Linked DNA regions of Homo sapiens: region 2 is linked to region 1. Evidence: chromatin loops called from intact Hi-C (ENCODE). Cell type or tissue: gastrocnemius medialis. All regions are shown on one strand. Links, peaks and the distances in the headings refer to the core of each region. The heading gives the core; the rest is flanking DNA. Region 1 overlaps FAM53B (family with sequence similarity 53 member B). Region 2 overlaps LHPP (phospholysine phosphohistidine inorganic pyrophosphate phosphatase).

Evidence for each region. Hi-C counts contacts between places; a loop is a spot of excess contacts. Peaks named below come from ENCODE experiments on the same cell type or tissue, not always from the same donor. Only the 100,000 strongest peaks of a DNase experiment are listed, where the experiment ranks them.
Region 2: it touches region 1 in a loop (2.0-fold over the local background); 2 of 110 quality-filtered maps call a loop at or near these places.

Annotation. Positions count from the first base shown.
Region 1 is chr10:124,683,872-124,686,777 of GRCh38, forward strand. All of the region lies in intron 3 of FAM53B (family with sequence similarity 53 member B), which reads right to left. Among named protein-coding and RNA genes, the nearest start is that of FAM53B-AS1, 19 kb to the right of the region's middle. RefSeq lists an enhancer at 1,434-2,405. In gastrocnemius medialis, for the core only: a CTCF peak has its summit at 1,532 (motif pointing left); a DNase peak (open chromatin) is centred at 1,570; H3K27ac peaks cover 2,500 bases.
Region 2 is chr10:124,564,697-124,567,602 of GRCh38, forward strand. All of the region lies in intron 6 of LHPP (phospholysine phosphohistidine inorganic pyrophosphate phosphatase), which reads left to right. Among named protein-coding and RNA genes, the nearest start is that of LHPP, 100 kb to the left of the region's middle. RefSeq lists enhancers at 1,676-2,253, 2,777-2,906. In gastrocnemius medialis, for the core only: a CTCF peak has its summit at 1,281 (motif pointing left); a DNase peak (open chromatin) is centred at 1,375; H3K27ac peaks cover 2,189 bases.

The DNA of each region.
Region 1 (2,906 bases), core at 269-2,768:
TCAAAGGGCACCAAGAGACATACCCCAGCTGAGCGTCACAAGCAGCAGCTACTTGATTGACTCAACGGGAATGACCTGTGCAGACCAAAGGGAGGGCCAGGAGCCCAGAGAAAAAGCCGAGGCAGAGCTAATGGTGGTTCTCCTTCCTCTTGGGCATCCTGCCAAGGTCAGCAGAGCTAACGGTGGTACTCCTTCCTCTTGGGCATCCTGCCAAGGTCATGAGATACAAACTGAGGGGCTGGGGACCCTGACAGGGGACACTGGTAGAACTGTCCAGAGGCTGTATTCATAGAGGGCCTCAGAAGCTGAAGATGCAGGAGAGAAACCTTCCAAAAGCCCAGGCAAGCCAGCTGCAACAAAGCAAGACTGTCGCTAAACATCCAATTTCTTCATCATACATCGTTCATCTCATCTCTGAAATTTCCCAGGGCCTGAACACAGCAGGTCTCAATATCTGCTCCTCCAACTGGATTGGATCAATTACGTCCAAAAATCATCCAAAGTACCTCTTCCTGCAAGTTGCTTTAGGTTGTTCAAACATGCTTCACCACCAAGGAAACCATTCCCTTTGGGTATTCACCATTCTATTAAATCAGTTTCAACTTGACACTGGTCAGCAGTTGAAAGTCCAATAAACTAATATACAGTAAAAAAAAATTTTTTTTTGAGACAGGACCTGCCTCTGTGGCCCAGGCTGGAGTACAGTGGCATAATCTCAGCTCACTGCAACCTCCACCTCCCAGATTCAAGCTATTCTGGTGCCTCAGCCTCCTAAGTAGCTGGGATTACAGGCATGTACCACACGCCCAGCTAATTTTTGTATTTTTTGTAGACATGGGGTTTCACCATGTTGGCCAGGCTGGTCTCAAACTCCTGGCCTCAAGTGATCCACCCACCTTGGCCTCCCAAAGTGCTGGGATTACAGGCATGAGCCACCGTGACCAGCTATAAAGTAAAATTAAAGGAAATAGAAACTCTTGTTGACACAGTCACAACTATCCCAGTTATCTGATTTAAAAGAAAACAGAAAGTTATCCTAAGAAAAAAGTGAAGATTTATGTATGATGATGTTCATCAAAATGATGAGTGACAGCAAAATGGTAAACATAGTTAAAACGTCTTACAGTAGGGGCCGGTTAAATAAATTATCAAGGAATAACATGGAGCATGAAGAAGCAGAGTTTCAAAGAATATTAAATGATGTGGGGAAATGCTAACAATATAAAGCTGAGCATGAAGAAACAGGATATAAAACTGTATAGAGGGTGTGATTCCTATTTAGCAAAATATGTCTGTTGTATGTAAAGGTAAGAAAGAAATAAACCGAAATGTTAATAGTGGATTGGCAGACAGCTGGTTGGTTAATTTATTTTTTCTCTTTTGTTCTTCTATAGTCTCCAAATGTCCTATGAGAAAAAATGTATTATCGAATATGTGGGGGATGTGACTGCCAAGCCCACAGGTGCTGTGCCCTTGCTTAACTCAGGAAGTGAGCCAGGGTCGGAGCGGGGGCCCACAGCCCGCCCTCTGCTGGGTTGGCTCCTCTGGGTTTTCAGGAAGTTGCCATACAAAATGCTGGCCACTAACTTCTCTTTTGAGACAAGGCACTGAGGCACCAGATGGGCCAGGAATGTGGCCGGCTGAGGAAGAAACCAATGGGCTTGGCACAGAGCAGCGAGGGTGGCCGGTGCTCACGGAGCCTGAGACATACTACAGACTGCGTCTCCGCCAGGCCTCGGGGAAACCCGTGACATGAAAAGGAGTTGATCCCACTCTCAGAGGATACCATTTTCTGTTCCATTTTTGCACCACTGGCCTGGAATCTTCCCCATCTCTAGGGAAATCACTTCCAAAAGGGGAATCGGGAGCCAGCTAAATAGGAACACACCATCCCTCCCATCTGCCTTCCTTTCCCATGGCCAGCCTGCGATCTTGGTGCTTCTTGAAGGGACCCCTCAGGGCCTCCCTACTCCAGGCCTACCTCCTCACTGCCTCTAGAGAACTTTCTGAAGCCCCCACCTATTGTGGCCCATTCGCTTCAGCTGTCAGCCACTGTTTCCGGGAAAGAAGACAAGCATTTCAGACTGGCACCCGGGCCCATCTCCACATCATTCCCCACAACAAACCCTACACTCCAGGTATCAAACCTCCTACGACAGTGGAGGTCAGAAAAGAATCATATAGAGTCAAAACCATCCTTGAAGAATTCCTGAACCAGCCCACAAAGTACAACTCCTCCCCCCAGCTTTGTGTAGACAACCCAAAAGGGTAATTCTTATGCACCAGCGATTCTTTATAAAACTAAAGTTTAATAACTAGACTGCAGGAACAAGCACAGATAAGATCTATATGCAGAAAGGCTGGAAGTCCAGCTTGCTGGGCCTTGAGGTAACTACCAAAACCCAGGGGCATCAGAGCTGGGTGATGAATTCCTACAGGACCTACTCCTTCTGTGTTACAGAGTAAGCCTCTAAGGCCTATAAGATTTCTTTGTCGTAGGGAAGATTCGAAGAGTCAGTTTTTAACTGTGAAGAGAAGTTGCAGCTTCCCCCAAACATCAGCTCTTTCACTCCTTTGCAAAGAACATTCCACACCTTTGCAAAGGCCTGGACCGTTCTTTTCCTGCCTTTATCTTCCTTTCACCAAGAGTCTCCTCATTTAAAAAGCCAACTCAAAGCTCCTCTGAAGATACACCTTTCTCCTAGCTCTGTGATCGTACAGCACGTATGTACCTGAACTTTAATTACTGATCTGCGTACACATCTACTTCTCCTCCTAAGCCACAGACTCTCAAGCATAGCCCCAGTGTGGCTCCCCAGTGCCTAGCACAGAGCAGGGCACACAGCAGACCTTAGTTGGTGGTGCATGAATGAGGTAGTGGATTGCAAACTGCAGATAAAAGCTAC
Region 2 (2,906 bases), core at 145-2,644, 120 kb before region 1:
CTCAGGGTAGGATGTTGAGTCTGGGCTGGGGACAGTGCACTGTGCCGTGGAATTATGGAGAGTTTTTCCTCCTATCTCTAAGTCCAATGTGTGGCATGGTTATATTACATTTTTAGGATGGAAAAGTTATACCATATATTTAAATGAATTAACAGCATTTGCAATGATCTGGATGAGATTGGAGACTATTATTCTAAGTGAAGTAACTCAGGAATGGAAAACCAAACATCTTATGTTCTCACTGATATGTGGGAGCTAAGCTATGAAGACGCAAAGGCATGAGAATGATACAGTGGACTTTGGGGACTTGGAGGAAGAGTGGGAGGGAACGAGGTGTCCTTGTCCAGCAAGCGCTCTGTGTGAGGCTCCATGCATCTTTATGCATTCTGCTCTGATGTTTGCAAACACGACGCCCGGCAATAAGTGAGGCCCCCCTGAGGTACTCAAGGGGCTTCACTCGCCGAAGCTCCCCTCCCCACAGCAACCTGAGCTTCTGCAAAAGCTGAGAAGCACGCATGAGAAGGGCACCTCCCCTGCTTGGAAATAATTTTTTGGTTGCAGTAGGGGGTTTTGTTTGTTGTTTGTTGCTTGCTGCTCGCTAGCTTGTTCTTGCAGAAGGAAGAGCTGGTCTCCTTTGCCATCCCTTACTGAGGGTCGAGAAATACAGACAGGTGTCTTCAGGCTCTCCGTGCAGGCCATAGTCCCCAAGAATTCACTTGTGAGCCTCTGTGGCAGTTTATGTTGAGGATTAGGTTTAGTTTGGGGAGAGGAGGATCCATGGAGCTGGGGTTCCAGATTTGATGTCTAATTTTAGAAAGGACACTATTTTTAAATCAATAGCTGTGCAGCCTAGCATATCACTCTGACCCTGTGCCCTTAAGGGACGCACTGGGGAGGACATTGTTCAGGACGGAGCCTGACAAGAAAGGAATGCTACCCCACGCCGTGCGCCCCAGGCGGCCACTGTCGTCCAAGAATTTCCAGGTCTTTTCTGGTATCACTTCTTGGCACAGGCGGAAGAAGCCATGTTCCCATCGTCCCAACATGCAGCTGGGGACCTGGAGACCGCTTTGGCCTTTCTCAAGGTCACAGGAAGGCAGGGGGAAGGCTGGCGAGGGCCCTGTGGATCCGCCCTGCTCCAGCCCGGCGTCGGGTTACAGCAGTGGGGACAGGAGGGGGAAGGGGTGTCACTGCAGGAGCTAAGGAGAAATCCAGGGTTGACACCCTCAGAAACTGGAGAAGACCAAGAAAGCAGAGCGGAGAGTGCCCCCTGCAGTCCGCAGAGGGCCTTTGCCGAGGTGGGCCTGGAGCCGTCGCCGTACCCCTGGGTGGCCCGCAAGGCCAGGCTTGGCTGCCTGGCAATGTTTGTTGTGGGCAGTTGCCATGCCACTCCGGCGGCAGCAAGAGCAGGGACAGGTGTGGCAGAGCCCGGTGGTTCCAGCCCAGCCTGGCCTCCCAGCATCACCTTCTCCAGTTACTTGAAGTGGGCCAGGTCCTGGAGACCGGGCGTGTGGTTATGGGCTCTCCAGATTCTTGGCGCCTTCCTGATTGCAGGAGTCTGGTTGGCATCATGGGACCCCTGGGAGACTCACTTTCAGGAGGGGTTGTCCTTTCCCCCCTGGGGGACACACTCTGCTTACTTGTCCCCTGGGAGCGCTGGGCAGGGAGACTGCAGGTGCCAGCCACTCCTGCAGCTTCTGCCCAGCCTCCTCTGGTGTCCTCTGCACTGTCACCAAGCCATGGCCTCAAGCAACTTGTGGGTGCCTGTGATTTAGGCCTTGGGGTGTTGGAGCCTGCTTGGACCCACTGGCAGGAGTCAGTTGTGATGTCTTTTGCCAGCTCTCTTCTGTAGCTTGAAATTGGCCACGGTGGAAGTATTTACACCATGGAAGTTGGCAAATGCACGGACCCAGCACCCCTACCCCATCCCGGAGAGCCAGTTACCAGCACACGTCTGCCTTTTGGGGTCTTTTGTGCAGGACTGATGGATGGAGTCGCAGCAGACACTTGGCCTGGCCACTGTGAGGCTGTGTGGTGGGAGGTCGGGGGCACCTGAGACAGAGGGAGGAGGCTGAGAGTCTGAGGGGGCAGCCAGGGCTGGAGGGCCATTTGGGATTCTGTTGGATTTCCCTGCACTTTGTCCAGGGGCAGAAGCCTCCCTCCCAAGGTCAGGCCCCATTTCTAGCCGTGCTGGTCGCACATCCCTGTGAGCAGGGGTGCAGAAGAGAAATGGTCCCTCAGGAGCCCCACACCCGCTCCCATCCAGCTCTCCTCCAGATGACATCTCCAGGCACTGGGACCCCACAGAGGCAGGCCCTGCTCAGCCTGCAGAGCTCCCGGTGGAGAGGGAGGGCGGGGGTCCAGGTGGCCTGAGGAGAGGGGTGCAGGCCAGCTGAGGGGGCTCCCAGAACTCCACGAGCTCAGAGACGGGCTCTTGCCCTTGCAGCCCCATCCTTGGGATGCCCCAGCCCTTCATCCAGACCTCTGCTGTGATTGTGTCAGGACCTGTCCCTGCAGTGGACTGGAAGCTCCAGGTGGGCAGGCCTTGCCGTGGTCACCTGTGTCCACAGGCCTGGGCAGAGCAAACTGATGAGTGTCTACTAAATCAGAGAGAAGACACAACCAGGGAGCGAGTGCACGCCCGGGCCGACCAGGGCTGCGGGCATCATATCCCGCTCAGCCGCTGCCTGCCCTCCACGCGCCCCTGGCTGCCTCTCTCAGCCTCGGCCCCCTCCACTCATGAGTGGGAATAAATAAGAGAGTAGAAAACGTAAGTGAGGTTCTTGTCTGGCCGCCCGGCTCATAGCAATGTTTAATAGATAGTAACTGGTGTTATGACTGAAGACGTCCTTTGTGGGCTATTGGAGTTCTTAATATCCCCGAGTAACCACAGGGCAACGCTCTGG